Regions from separate parts of the Homo sapiens genome. Here region 1 is linked to region 2. Evidence: chromatin contacts called from ENCODE Hi-C or POLR2A ChIA-PET data. All regions are on one chromosome and are shown on one strand. Each heading gives the region's core, a stretch centred on a gene start or an enhancer-like site at or near the end of the contact. The rest is flanking DNA. Distances are from core to core; before and after follow the strand shown. Region 1 holds the start of HSD17B4 (hydroxysteroid 17-beta dehydrogenase 4). Region 2 holds the start of TNFAIP8 (TNF alpha induced protein 8).

Region 1 (7,294 bases), core at 2,261-4,760, 96 kb before region 2:
AGACAGAGACCACCTTACTGGGAGTTCTGGCTGTTGTTGTTAAGAAGCTAGTTTTCTTGAAAGTTCCTAGGTATTCAGAAACTGACTATAGCAGCGACTTCTTCATTCAGCTCCCTAATCCCTGGATGGCAGCTTCCATACTTCAGGTCCCTAGTGCCAGTGCTACTTGGGCTGTGGCACAGCTCCAATGACAGCCTCAGAGGTATTGCCTCCTCTAATGGATCAATTTCCTATTGTTTCAGGAGTTATTCTAAGAAGACCTGCCTAAAACCTAATTGCCTGTATTGAATCCTTTGCTGCTTAAAATATCTAGTGGTTTCTGTATCCCACAGTGAACCCTGACTACACAGTCATCAAATACAGAAAATATTTAATTCTGACTCAAAGCTACAAGGTGTAAATTTATATATCCAAAAAGAAATTATATATATATATATAGAGAGAGAGAGAGAGAGAGAGAGAGAAAGTTTTGCTTTTTTTCTTTTTTTTTGAGATCCAGTCTCACTCTGTCGCCCAGGCTGGAGTGCAGTGGCATGATCTCGGCTCACTGCAACCTCCACCTCCCAGGTTCAGGTGATTGTCCTGCCTCAGCCTCGCGAGTAGCTGGGACTACAGGCGCCCGCCACCACGCCCAGCTAATTTTTGTATTTTTAGTAGAGATGGGGTTTCACCATGTTGGCCAGGATGGTCTCGATCTCTTGACCTCGTGATCAGCCCACCTCGGCCTCCCAAAGTGCTGGGATTACAGGCGTGAGCCACCACCATCCCCAGCCAAGAGAGAAGTTTTATAGGCATAGAGTATCTCGGGAAAAACACATTAGAAACTGGCAATTAGTGGTTACCTCTGGAGGACAGAACTATGTGGCTAGCAATAAGGGGTGGAAGGCTTACTTCTGGATTGTTTTTCTGTATTGTTTACATTTTTTAATATGTGTATATTTTTTACATTTTAAGTTAATTGATAAATTTCATTGACAAATGAATAAATTTAATTAACAATTTATATTTAGTATAAATTAATCAATAAGTATACAAATAACAAACTGAGATACATAAATTATTAGCCCCTTCCAAAAACAACCCAAGGCCAGGAGTAGTGACACACATCTGTAATCCCAACACTTTATGAGACAGAGGTGGGCGGATCATTTGAGGTCTGGAGTTCAAGACCAGCCTGGCCAACAGGGTGAAACCCCGTCTCTATTCAAACCACAAAAATCAGCTGGGCTTGGTGGTGTGCACCTGTACCCCCAGCTACTTGGGAGGCTGAGGTAGGAGAATTGTTTGAACCCGGAAGGCAGAGGTTGCAGTCAGCCAAGATCATGTCACTGCACTCCAGCCTCGGCAACAGAGCAAAACTCCCTCTCAAACAAAAACAAAAAGAACCAAAAATATACAGTTTTCCAAAACTAGGAAATTTCACCAAATAACTTATTTTAGAATTTAATCCAAGCAGAAGGATCACTTGAGGCCAGGAGTTTGAGACCAGCCTGGGCAACAAAGCGAGACTCCATCTCTTGAAAACATTTAAAAATTAGCTGGGCGTGGTGGCACATGCCTACAGTCCTAGCTAGTCTGGAAGCTGATGCAAAAGGATCACTTGAGCCCAGGAGTTCAAGGTTACAGTGAGCCATGATCGGGTCACTGCACTCCAGCCTGGGTACAGAGTAAAACCTTTAGCTCTGAAAAAAAAAAAAAATTTAATCAACTCTGAATGGGTAAGAGAGAATTTAACCAGTTTATGAACAGCAGGTGCTAAGTTCATAACTGTCTAGTCACAACTCATTGTTTCACAAAATCAATTTTGTGGGTTACAATTACAATTTATAAATAAAACAGAATAGAAAATAAATTTCAGGATGCATTGCCTGTACTACACACTATATCATGAACTGGTTTTAAATACAGATGTATGTGCTTGTGTAAGTGTACTGAGTACTGGTGTAAAATGTACTGCATACCATGTGTAAGTATGCTAATGGTGTCAAAAGAAGCAGTCCCTATCCTTGAATGATTTTCAGATATAGCCCCTGAAAAGGAAAGTCTCCTTAGCGATGGCAAAAACGTCTTAGAATGTAATCCCTGGACCTCCTGCATGAAAATTATCCAAGAGCTGTCAAAAAAGATTTAAAACACCAAGCGTTGTAAAATACATTATTTACAATAAAAGCAAAGTGTAAACAAAATGTTTTCCTAAAAACATTTAGAAGGTATGACTACACCCAAATACATGCCCATGCAGAGATAACCAGACAGCTATGGGTATAAAATACTTGGCTATTCATCAACACTGAAAGCATTTTCTGAAAGGCAGCATAAGAAGCCACTTTATCAATACAGATATGAAAGTACATAGGAATTAATTGACAGAATTCCAGTTTGTAACGTTTAATATATAACTCAAATAATTCATGCATTAGGGCCTTTCCAGGTATAAGGTACTACCAGTGGAGAATCAAAGGTGCATAATGTCAAGATCCCTGCACTTGGAGGTTACAGAGGTCACCCACTGGTGAGAAACTAATGTAAAATCTCACTGCACAGCATCTATGTTGGTATGAATGGTTTGTTTTAATTTTTTGTACTTTAAAAAATGGGGCTATTTCACATAACAATTTTCCATTTTGCCGCTCCTGAAATACAGGCAACTTTCCCACTGGCCGGTCCACTTCGGAATTCTCTGCTCTCCAGTTCCTCAGATGTGCCCATCCTACTCCCATTTTCTTTCTCCATCATACGCCTGACCCCTGTGCGCATTTGAGCTTACAACCTCTGCCAAGACTCCAGTGGATTTCGAGAACAGATTGTGACTTGCTAAGCATACAAACTCCAACGGGGAAGGGCTCTTATCAGACGCCCTCTTTAAAGAAGGTCCTCTCACGAACTTAAAATCTTACGACAGAGGGAAACAAACACTGAACGACCGAATGACTTTTCAGGAGCTGACATCTCTGCGCTTCAGGGGGCGAATTCCAGCCCCCGCCCCTCGCGGCTTTTCAGTCCTTTAAAAGACTAGGCAAAGATCTAAGAGAGTTAATTGCAGGAAGAGTAACAATCGATGCCCACAGATAAGGGTCAGGGAGAACTTTCACCCAGTTTTGCAATCAGCAGCCCAGCCTGGCCTCTCCTCTCAGGCAGGACCTTGGGAAGCCCACACCGGGGTGCTGGGGAGAAGCGGGCTGTACCTGCTTGAGAGACCAGGTGTTTCCGGCTCTTTCCTCCTCAAGAGATGCGGTGCCTCAAGAATAACCATTCCCCTCCCCACCACCTCAGCGGGGTGACCTCAGCTGCGGCTGCGCGCGTATGCCGGCCCGAAAAGAGCAGCCAGCTGCGCCTCAGCAAGGGGCGCGGCCTCCAACCTTCGCATGCTCACCTGCCCCCGCGCCGGTGACCAGTACCACCCGCCCGTCGAACCTCAGCGGTGAGCCCATGAATAAGGCCTGCAACGACACACACACGAACAAGCAGAGCCGCTGGACGCCGACTGCGGGACAGGAGGAGGCGGGGAATGGCGGGGGCGGGACGAGGGTCAGTGACTTGCCGATTTCTGGTAGGAAGATGAGCGCAGAGCGCGCGGCTCCCTTGGAATCCTGGGAAATGTAGTTAAGAGTGACTCCACTCGCTGGAAGACTTGCCTTCCAGGGGCCATTTCTGCGGCTGGAAGCAATGGGAGCTGCTAGGACTTGTGTAGAAGAATAGTTAACTCGACACCTTGCGTTCATCTATTCACCTGTCGTTTCATCATTCACTCAATAAACGTTTTCTGGGTTTAGTTGCTGACCTAGAGAAACAGCATGCGGCCCCTATCCTTGAGGGGCTTCCAGAGATAGCCCCTGGGAAGGAAAGTCCCCCTTAGGGATGGTAAAGATTTGTCAGTGTAATAATCCCTGCACTTCTACATGCAAACATCAGGGGACTGTCAAAATGCAGAGTCCTGGACCCCCACTGCTTACCTCCCAAAATAGAATCTCAAGGGGCAAAAACATTTTGACAAGTGTTCCTAAATGATCTTGCGTTTGTATGTTGAGAACAGTCATAGTTCAATCAACATTTACTGAGCATCTCCTGAGTTTTGATAGGATCCTCAAGCTACTCAGAGTCAGATGGTAAACTTTCAATAACGGTGCAGCCTAGACTTGTGACCAATGTGTGTAAGTGAGCTAATGGTGTCAAAATAAACAGACCCTATCCCCGCTGGGGAGAAAGAGGAAAAACTTTCTGAAGGAGGACCAGGACCTAAAGTGGCGACCCCTGCAAAGAAAGAAGGGCATTACAGGCAGCACAAACACTAGCTAGGTTTGGGGAGAAAGAGGGTAAAGCCACAAAAGCAAAGCCAGCAAGATCATGTTTAGATGTTTGAATTTTGTGCTGAAAACGGTTTTAAGTAGGATTACTCCAGAGAGTGGTGGGAACACATTTACACTATGGAAAGATCACTTTGCCCATTATGGAGGATTGATTGGATGTTGCGGGAAGTCATGGACCCCAAACAGAGGGACCTGCTAGAGCCGCAGCAGAGGAACATAAATTGTGAAGATTTCACGGACATTTATCAGTTCCCAAATAATACTTTTATAATTTCTTATGCCTGTCTTTACTTTAATCTCTTAATCCTGTTATCTTCGTAAGCTGAAGGTGTACGTCACCTCAGGACCACTGTGATAATTGTGTTAACTGTACAAATTGATTGTAAAACATGTGTGTTTGAACAATATGAAATCAGTGCACCTTGAAAAAGAACAGAATAACAGCAATTTTTAGGGAACAAGGGAAGTCAACCATATGGGCTGACTGCCTGCGGGGTTGGGCAAAAACAGCCATATTTTTCTTCTTGCAGAGAGCCTATAAACGGACGTGCAAGTAGGGAAGATATCACTAAATTCTTTTCCTAGCAAGGAATATTAATATTAATACCCTGGTAAAGGAATGCATTCCTGGGGGGAGGTCTATAAACGGCTGCTCTGTCTTATGTGGTTGAGATAAGGACTGAGATATGCCCTGGTCTCCTGCAGTACCCTCAGGCTTACTACGGTGGGGAAAAACCCGGCCCTGGTAAATTTGTGGTCAGACCAGTTGTCTGCTCTCGAACCCTGTTTCTGTTGTTTAAGATGTTTATCAAGATAATACATGCACTGCTGAACATAGACCCTTATCAGTAGCTCTGCTTTTGCCCTTTGTCTTGTGATCTTTGTTGGACCCTTATTAGTAGTTCTGCTTTTGCCCTTTGTCCTGTTCCCTCAGAAGCATATGATCTTTGTTCTGCTTTTTGCCCTTTGAAGCATGTGATGTTTGTACCTACTCTCTGTTCTTACACCCCCTTCCCTTTTGCAACCCTTAATAAAAAACTTGCTGGTTTGAGGCTCAGGTGGGCATCACGGTCCTACTGATATGTGATGTCACCCCCGGCAGCCCAGCTGTAAAATTCCTCCCTTTGTACTCTTTCTCTATTTCTCAGCTGACTGACACTTATGGAAAATAGAAAGAACCTATGTTGAAATATTGGGGGCAGGTTCCCCCAATAATTAGAGGTGGGCAAGGAGAACATAGAAAAGATTTGGGGGAAATTATGGAAACCAGAAGTAAGGCAGAGGAAATGTTGAAGAAGAAATGTTGAGATAAACTGTATTTGCAAATGGAACTGACAGGGATAGAAGGCAGGGAAATTCTGGGCAGAAGAGGGCAGGTCCCCAGTGAGGGCTCCAACCTCAAGCCTGAAAACACAGCCCAAAGTGAGAACATGCATCCCTGTTTTCCCTCTTGAATGTTGCCTTTTCCAAAACCACCTATGGTCCCCCTGCCCCCCATCCTGTGCCCATAAAAACCCCAGGCTCCAATGGCAGAGAGGAGAGGAGAGAAGAAACAGCTCGACTTCAGAGGTATGGCTTAATGGCGTTGCTCCTGGGGAAGATCACCTTCTCACTCCATCCCCTTTTCAGCTCCCCTTCCCATTGACAGCCACTCTCATCGGCAATAAAATCCTCTGCATTCACCATTATTCAATTTGTTCCTGTGACCTGATTTTTCCTGGATGCCAAACAAGAGCTCAGGTGCCACAGGTGTGACACTAAAGGCTGTCACACTGACCCTCTGCCCTCACTGGCAGAGAGCAAGTGCCTCACACCAAAAAACAGAGGGCCTACTGAGCTGTTTAACATTTAAGCCATCAGTGGATGGCAAAGTTAAAAGAGCACTGTAACACACACCCTCTGGGGCTTCAGGGGCCTTAGGTACCCCTCTAGACACTGCCAAGGGCCACATAGAGTTTTGCTCCTGCATGCACTGGCCCCAGCTCCTGCACCCACTCACCTGTGCTCCCCGTTCCTGTGGAACGCAGTGGGACCCAGTGAATGGAGTCCACCCCTGCCAGACCCAAAGCGGCCAGCTAGTTCTAGATCCTATGTGCTCCAGTTCCTGCCCCCACCCATGAAGGGGTCAGGAAAATTTCCTGCTTCAGAACTAGTCTTTTTGATTAATTAGATGTAGATATGAGAAAAGAGCAACTGAAATAATCCTATATTTTGATTTGAAAATCTAGATTACGATGGGCCATTCATCAAAATAAATAGTGGAGAAAGAGTGGCTTTGGAGGGGTTATGGCTTCAATTTTAGACAAACTGCATCTGTGAAGGGGAAGCAAAACTATGGCTAGAGACACCTAGCAGACAGCTATGGTTCCAGAGCTCTGACAGCTTGGTTTCTGTTATAAATAAAGTTTTGGTGCCACAGAAGAAATAGCACTCGAATATAAAATTTTTTTTTCTTCTCAGCAACGCAGTTTACTTCTATAGAAGGTTGCACTCTCACAGATGGAGCAATGGTGAGCGCACACCCGGACAAGGGAGGGGAAGGGGTCCTTATTCCTGATGCATGTGGCCCCTGCTGCTGTGTCATTCCCCTATTGCCTAGGGTTAGTCCACACAGGTTAAACTAATTCCAGTTGGCTAATTTAAAGAGAGTGACAGGGTGAGTGGTTTGGCAGGAAAAATGGTTATGACAGAGAGGACATCGGAATGAGCCAGGGTAGAGAATGAGCAGGTAATCAGAATGAGACAGGGTGGAGCAGGTAATCGGAAAAGGTTGCTTTACGAGGAAGTTAAGTTTCAAAGTAGAAGGCAAAGAATTGAATACACTGACATACTGATTCTTTTAAAAGAAATTTAGAACTCATATCTAACAACTCCTCCTCTTGCATTTCCTTACAGCTCTTTCTCTTCAAACTTCTTTAACATGTCTTGGCTTAGTTGTTCTGCTTGATTTTCCAAAAGAATAAGCTTCTCTGGATAAGGTGGAGGAT
Region 2 (7,184 bases), core at 313-2,812:
ATACACACTTTGGGATACTGTTTTTCCACTTTCTCTCCCACTCTCTCTTTCTCAAAAGACAGGGAAAACACACCTGAGAGAAAACGCCAGCTTAAGTGCTACTTGTAATTCACACAGAAGTTCACCCTTGAGTTCTCTCAGCCTGGTTCCTATTTGCCTTCAACTACCTTTGACTTTGAATAAACTGCTGGTATAAAGACATAGAAAAGAAAAGCATCTATCAGCACACAGCTCCATCAGAACACAGGACACGGCAAGAAAGCATTACTCCCCCCATACTCCACATCAAACTCAAAAACAATGCTCCTGGCTGTCATTTTTCATTCATGCCAGCCCCGTATTTCTATTAAACAAACCTCCTTTTTATTGACTATTTCCCTCACACAGCATAATAAGGTAAACGTGAGCCCACAAAGACTACATGGTGAAACACAAAGCTTTCCTCTGGGAGGGGAATCAGTAAAAGGCAGAAGAGGACAAGTTTCAAGGGCTCTTCCTAACTGGTGTCTACCAAATGGAGAAATGATGGGGCTGCTCCTCTGCCAGAACTGCTGTGATTGACTTGAAATTAACCAGCTTTCCAAGAGACTACATGAAAAGAAAGAGTATTTCACAATCTTGAATAGTCTCCTCTCTTACTCTCTAATTTTCCCCAACCACCCTTACTCCCACCCCCCACTTACAAGAGAACTTTTGTATACATAAAGTTTCAAGGAACAAAGCATACAAACACTCACACACAAATAAACTCCCCAAACTAACACCAGCGTATAATTGTGTTTTGGTTGGAGCTTTTCCAGCCCTGTCACCTGTTCTCTGTTAGGAGTAAATGAAACCCTTTGCTTTTGCGAAGTTAGAAACAGACAAACTCTTCTCAGTTTCAAGCTGCACAAGGACCCCCTCATATCTTTCAGCCCCCTCAAACCCCCAACGAAATGAACTCACTGCTGAAAACCCAGCAATGAAAAAAAATTAATCTATTTCTCAAATACAGATTTTCGCTTCCCCTCACTCAGCTTCCCCTTTTAGCCGGAAACATATAGCGTTTCTAATTTCTCAAACCCCTTTTCAAGGGACCCTCCACTCAGGGCTCTTCCAGGGATCCCGCTTTCAGTCTTTCTGATGCAGGCAGGCAGCCCTTTTCCAAGCACATTTTGCATTCTTGGAGTCCAAGTGGGGCTCTTTCGTTTCCAGAGAAAGCTAAAAAGCAGACTTAGTGGGCTGGCTGAACTAGGTCCGACTTTTCCTCCCCTCCCCTCTGAACGGCTGCGGGGGGAGAAGGGAGCCCAAGATGAGACCCGGGCTCCGCTTATCCAGCTCCGACTTGGCTTCGAAGGCGCAGGGCAAGCGGACAAAGTGCCCACCGCTCACTTTAAAACTCCCATCCTCTTCTACCACTGCCTTCCTCCAAATTCCTCCGCAGAACTTGGCCGGCCCCCAGGAGAAACCAGAATCCTACCTTCCTTGGATTCTTCTGCTTCGGAGTGCATAATGTCAGGATAACCAGCTGCAGGGGCGATTACCGCTCACATGTACTCGGACGAGCCGCAAGTTCGCTCTGCAGCGAAATCCGCACACGACGGAAAATAAAAGGAAGAAAGCCACTAAAATCAAAACCTCCCCGGGGCGGGAGAGCGGGTTCTGGTGCAGGGATTTTCAGGGGGAAAGTTCTGCAAGAGTGACGAATCGCGTGTCAGCTGGGCGGCGGGAGTCCGCCCCCGGAGCCGCGCGCTCGGGCCGGCAGCCGGGCGGAGGCGACCTGGCGGGGCTGGCTCGGCCCGGGCGCACGCAGGTGGGGCACAGGCCCAGACGGCAGCCGACTCTCCCGAGACACAGGGCCGAGAAGAACCGTCGGCAAACGCACCAGACGGGCGGAAAAAAAGGTATAAAAAGAAAAAAAAAGTCTCATCTCAGAGCACACTGTAGTTTTACATAAATAGCAAATGCATATAGGGTAGAACCAATGCCTCTGTATTTTTGGATTACATTTTTTGATGCCCATTTGACTTTGTCTTGGAGTCTTGCAACCCAAAAATTACGGATTTTAAAGCGGCTTTGGTATGTTATTTTTGTAGGAAAGTCGCATGGATATCGTCCATGGGGTTGCAAGGACCAGCTTAAGAGAGCACAATTTCACAAGTCCCAGAGCGGGGCCTTTTGAAGAAAGTGGAGCGGCCTCCACCCTTACCTTTGCACAGCAAAAGCAGACGGGGCTGCTTACTCATTCAGTATAGCCCCGGGCGAGCACTGGTACTCCAAGCACAGCCCGGGCACTCATTGCTGCAGTTACTCCAAAGGGCCTTCCTCAGGGGGAGAGCACGGTTCCCTCCCGGCTACCAGCAAAAACTGGGGATGAATTCCTTCAAAATGCCAAAGGGGAGGTTTTCAGGATTTGAAATGCTGATAGAATAAAGAAGCCGGACAGCCTTCACAACAGATCTCAATTCTGCCCCCGGGTCTGGCCCACAGGCCCCTACAAATTGGCTGAGAGGAAGTCCCCTTAGCTCTGTGGAGCCTTGGTTTTCCCTTCTGCAAAGCGGGGACAAGAGCTGCCACTGATAGGCCTGTCTTACGGAGGTATTTTGTAGAACACTTGTTTTATCGCCAGTCTGAGGCAAAAAGTCCTCAAATAACATATCTGAAAGATCCGCTTGGAAATTATGAGAAAAAAATATACTCTTTTGACAAATTTATTTTCCAGTTCGTTTCTTTTTCTTCGTTTCCGATTTTATATAGGCAAAAACCAATAGAAACACTATGGCAAATTTAGTGAAAAGAACGTACAAAAGACATGGATTTAAGGAGTCTGAACTTAAATCCAGTTCTGCCATCTATCATTTGTATGACCTTATGCAAATTAACCTCTCTGAGCCTCCAGTTCCTCATTTGTAAAATGAAGATAAAAATAGTATTATTTACTTCACAGATTTATGTCTGTATTAAATAAGGTAATATAAGCACAAAGGGATTTGAAAACCATAAGGACTACATAGATTATTACCATTGCACCATTAAAAGTAAATTTTTATAAAACATACTCTTGGGTTTTATTTCAGTATTGACTTTGAACAGAAAAGAGTGCTTATGCTATTCACAAGCAGTGAAGGCTATTATAAATATTAATGTAAGAGGTCTAGATATTAAATCACATCCTACTGCTGAGAGATTCTAACCTGCCTAAGATTCTAACATGTTATCTCAATTTCACTGAAAGAGCAGGATGAAGGGAGGAAGATATAGCCAGCCAGAGAAGGGAGAAGAGGAGAAACATCTGGAAAATATCAGTGTTGCAGAGCCTCCCGGAAACTGACCTCGCCACCGAAAGGGTAACAGACTGCACCCTTCCGAAAGTCACAGTTAACTTCATGGTCCCCTCTGCCACACATCCTGAGTCAGGAGCTGCTGATATGTATACCTTGCACTCAGTAATCTCAGACTTATGGGGAGATACACTGAGATGAGGATGATTCTGAACCCAAAGAAATGCTCCCTCACCAGTCACAAGTGGCTTTTCCTGTCCTGCCCAAGTCAACATTCTGCCCCTCTCTCCCTATACCATCTATCCTTGCCCTTCCTCACTGCAACCCAGATGTCCACAGATAGTCCACAAGAGATCTTAAGGGATCTCACCAGGGCCGTGTGCTACACAAGAGAGCTTCCACTGATCTATAATTGGGGTAAAGCAACACCTTTTCAAGGTGATGATTATGCAAATCCAGACAACCCAAATTTCAGGCCCAATCTGCCTACAGCAGAATTACTTTCACTCTCTTCTTTTAGAAAGTACCCTTACAAGAAATATTTATTAAATGTCATTTTGCAAGTCCAACTGGGGACAAACCACATAAGATATGTTAAAATACATGTCCTTTAATGTGCTACTTGTTTTACAACTGCTGAATGAATAGTTCAAGCGCTCCGTCAGCCTTATAATTCATTTTAGATTCATGTTAGCTTCGTTGATCTTTGAACATTCACCATCGGCCTCAGGAAGCCTGGAGAGAAACTTCTTTTGTATTTAAATGCAAGCAAGCAGTCACCTTGGGGAAGAATGCTCTGTTTTAGCTCAAGAGCAATGAATGCTCAGCTTATTTTAAAAGGCTTTATGTGAATAAGTACATTCCTCAGTCTCCCGTATAACCTCAAAGCCATCTGCTCTGGGCAGGCTGCATTGCCCCATACCCCTACCCTGCAACATGGTGACAAAGGGCAGCTGATTCTCTAGGGCTCCCCTTGGCCTTCTGCTGCTCTCAGATATGTACTAGGTCATTTTGATTTTGCTGTGCTTTTATTCAAAAGGGGATAATTTACTTCTTAGCCCCAGTGAATAATGGTCCAGTACATCATAATGATTTGTTATCTCCTGTAGGTGGGACTTGTTGATTCTTGTATGTTTAAGAAACACCCCAAACATCCTTCACATGGCAACATGTATGGAAGTCATACCAACAAACTATTACCGCCCGCCTGATACAAAATTGCAACTAAGTTAGCAACACTTCTCATTTAATAACAAACTGTACTTAAATTTAAATACTATGTTGAACTCCTGCAAGTGTCTAATAATGGAACTCCCACCTTTTGTGTCAAGATGGAAGAATGAAAATGGTAGCTAAGATTCTGAAGGTTTATTCATTCATTGAGGTATAATCAAATATTTGTGTGTGTCATATGTAAATTGACCCTACTCACCTGGGGCTTATTGACATAATTTTGTTAATTTGACCACAGACCTAAAGAACTCAACTTTCCAAGTCACCTTGGTTCTAAGGAAGGTTTATTAACACCAACTCTCGACTGAACTTTATCACAGGGCAGCAGAAAAATCTCTTTCCAAATTATGCCTTAAATAAAGCTGTTCAAAGAGTTTTTTTTAAAGGCCTGACTTTTAGGCCTTTTGCTCACAGCTCCCCAGATGTCTGTTAAGAAAAGGGGAGATCAGTGAGTTTTCAGACTCACACAAATTAGAAGGCCAGCCGGCAGAACTGGGAAGACAAGGTACCTTTTAATTAGGAGGTATCAAATATTCCACTCACATTCAAGAATGTTATATGTTCTCTGCAGTGAAAAATATGAAGCACCTCTGTAAACTAGTTATGGACCTATAGCCTCTAGTTCGCAAAAACTTCAGGTCACCAAAAATGGTCATTTTTTTTTCTAACCTGCTGAGGCTGAATCTGCTTCCTTCAATTTCACTTTGAGACCTTCTTCAACTTCTCTTGTATCATTTTTGTCTACACCCTTGAAAGCCTTCGAAGGCTTCCGTGATCTATATAAAAAGTTGGCTGTCACTCCTGTTTCCCCATATGCGGGAGAGATCTGTGTCTTGGTCTCACCTGGTTAGGCCTGTAGGCTTTGAGTTCTTCCTATTATCCTCAGACACATTTACATTTACCCTTCCATAACACAAGTAAGCCTAAGTGGGTATCTCTCCATGGCCTCTCCCTGGCCCAGGTTATTTGGCTCTCTTAGCCTTAAGAAAATGGTATTTATGGCCGGGCACAGTGGCTCACCCCTGTAATCCCAGCACTTTGGGAGGCCGAGGCAGGTGGATCACAAGGTCAGGAGTTCGAGACCAGCCTGGCCAAGACAGTGAAATCTCATCTCTACTAAAAATACAAAAATTAACTGAGCACAGTGGCAGGCTCCTGTAATCCCAGCTACTTGTGAGGCTGAGGCAGAAGAATCGCTTGAACCCAGGAGGTGGAGGTTGCAGCAAGCTGAGATCGTGCCACTGCACTCTAGCCTGGGCAACAGAGTGAGACACCATCTCAAAAAAAAAAAGAAAAAAAGAAAAAGAAAAGAAAGAAAAGAAAAAGAAAAAAGAAAATTGTATATACTAGAATTGAAAAAGGGAATGCTAAAATGACAGTGGAGTCATTTATACACTTTTGCAGAAGATCAAGCTCTGTGCCTCAAGTAGCCTTAAGTGCTGAGTACAGATGCTCCTCAACTTAGCGATGGGGCTACATCAGGATAAAACCATCATAAGCTGAAAATATATTTAATACACCTAACATACTCAACACCATAGCTTAGCCTAGCCCACCTAAAATGTGTTCGGAACACTTACATTAGCCTACAGTTAGGCTAAATTATCTAGTACAAAGCCTATTTTATAATAAAATGTTGACTATCTCAGGTAACTTTTTAACACTGCACTGAAAGCAAAAAAAGCAGAATGGTTGTATGGGTGTTCAAAGTATAGTTTCTACTGAATGTGTATCACTTTTAGTACAATACAAATAGAGTAAGGCTGGGCACACTGGCTCATGAATTTAATCCCAGCACTTTGGGAGGCTGAGGTGCAAGGATTGTTTGTGGCCAGAAGTTTGAGACCAGCTTGGACAACATAGAGAGACCCTAACTCTACAAAAAAATTTTTAAAAGGTTAACCGAGTATGGTGGTGCATGCCTGTAGTCCTAGCCACTTGGGAGACTGAGGCAGGAGGATCACTCTTGCCCAGGAGTTCAAGGCTACAGTGAGCTATGATCATACACTGAATTCCAGCCTGGGCAACAGAGTGAGACCCCTCTCTCTCTCTACACACACACACACACACACACACACACACACACACAGAGTGAGACCCCTCTCTCTACACACACACACACACACACACACACAAATACACATAGAGTTAAAAAATTGTAAGTCAGGGACCATCTGCACTGGGATAAGACTGGGGAGGCTGATGTGGGCTGGGGCAGAACCATGTGAGAGGAAGATGCTGAGGATGAGTGTGGAGATGAGGGAAGGAGAAAGCCACTGGTGGCCAGTCCTGGGAGTTTGAAGTTATGGGTAATCCCTCTCCTCAGTCTGCCCAGTGACTTCTCCCATAAATTCTACACATTCACTAATGCTCTGGATGTGAGTGCCTAATTCTGAGAGAATGGGAAGAATTGCTGACATCGGAGATGAGCACACACAGAGAGACAATAATACATCTGGGATGTGCTTGTTTCCTAGGCTTTCTAGGTGTATTTCTCTTCTAAGAAATCTTCCTTGTTAAAAAGCTTTTAGCAGATGATAAAACACAAGCATACTCTCCAAATCAGGTCAGAAAATATTATCTGAACAATTTATGACCCACGGTCCTTCTTTTATAACACAGTCATTTCTCAGCATCTGTGGGAGATTGGTTCCAAGACCCTTGAGGATACCAAAATCCGAAGATGCTCAA

Evidence for each region. Hi-C counts contacts between places; a loop is a spot of excess contacts on that map. ChIA-PET counts read pairs that join two places held with the same protein, here RNA polymerase II (POLR2A). Pooled maps may share reads with other maps.
Region 1: a loop to region 2 is called in a map with no recorded cell type, with 4 times the contacts of the local background. The contact joins the promoter of HSD17B4 here to the promoter of TNFAIP8 in region 2. A Hi-C loop is called at or near these places in 2 of 37 single-sample maps with no recorded cell type and 11 of 50 pooled maps. POLR2A ChIA-PET finds 5 or more read pairs at or near these places in 4 of 52 experiments (MCF 10A, PC-9, T-cell and 1 more).

What each region holds. Positions count from the first base shown.
Region 1 is chr5:119,448,713-119,456,006 of GRCh38, reverse strand. It overlaps HSD17B4 (hydroxysteroid 17-beta dehydrogenase 4), which reads right to left and starts at 3,510. Exons shown (of 24, transcript NM_000414.4): 1 at 3,374-3,510. The coding sequence starts at 3,431. RefSeq lists an enhancer at 3,360-3,409.
Region 2 is chr5:119,350,397-119,357,580 of GRCh38, reverse strand. It overlaps TNFAIP8 (TNF alpha induced protein 8), which reads right to left and starts at 1,562. Exons shown (of 2, transcript NM_014350.4): 1 at 1,460-1,562. The coding sequence starts at 1,490. It overlaps LOC102723444 (a long non-coding RNA gene), which reads left to right and starts at 1,808. Exons shown (of 5, transcript XR_007058912.1): 1 at 1,808-1,883; 2 at 3,215-3,326; 3 at 7,116-7,184. RefSeq lists silencers at 876-935, 733-1,027, 1,656-1,815 and an enhancer at 2,466-2,605.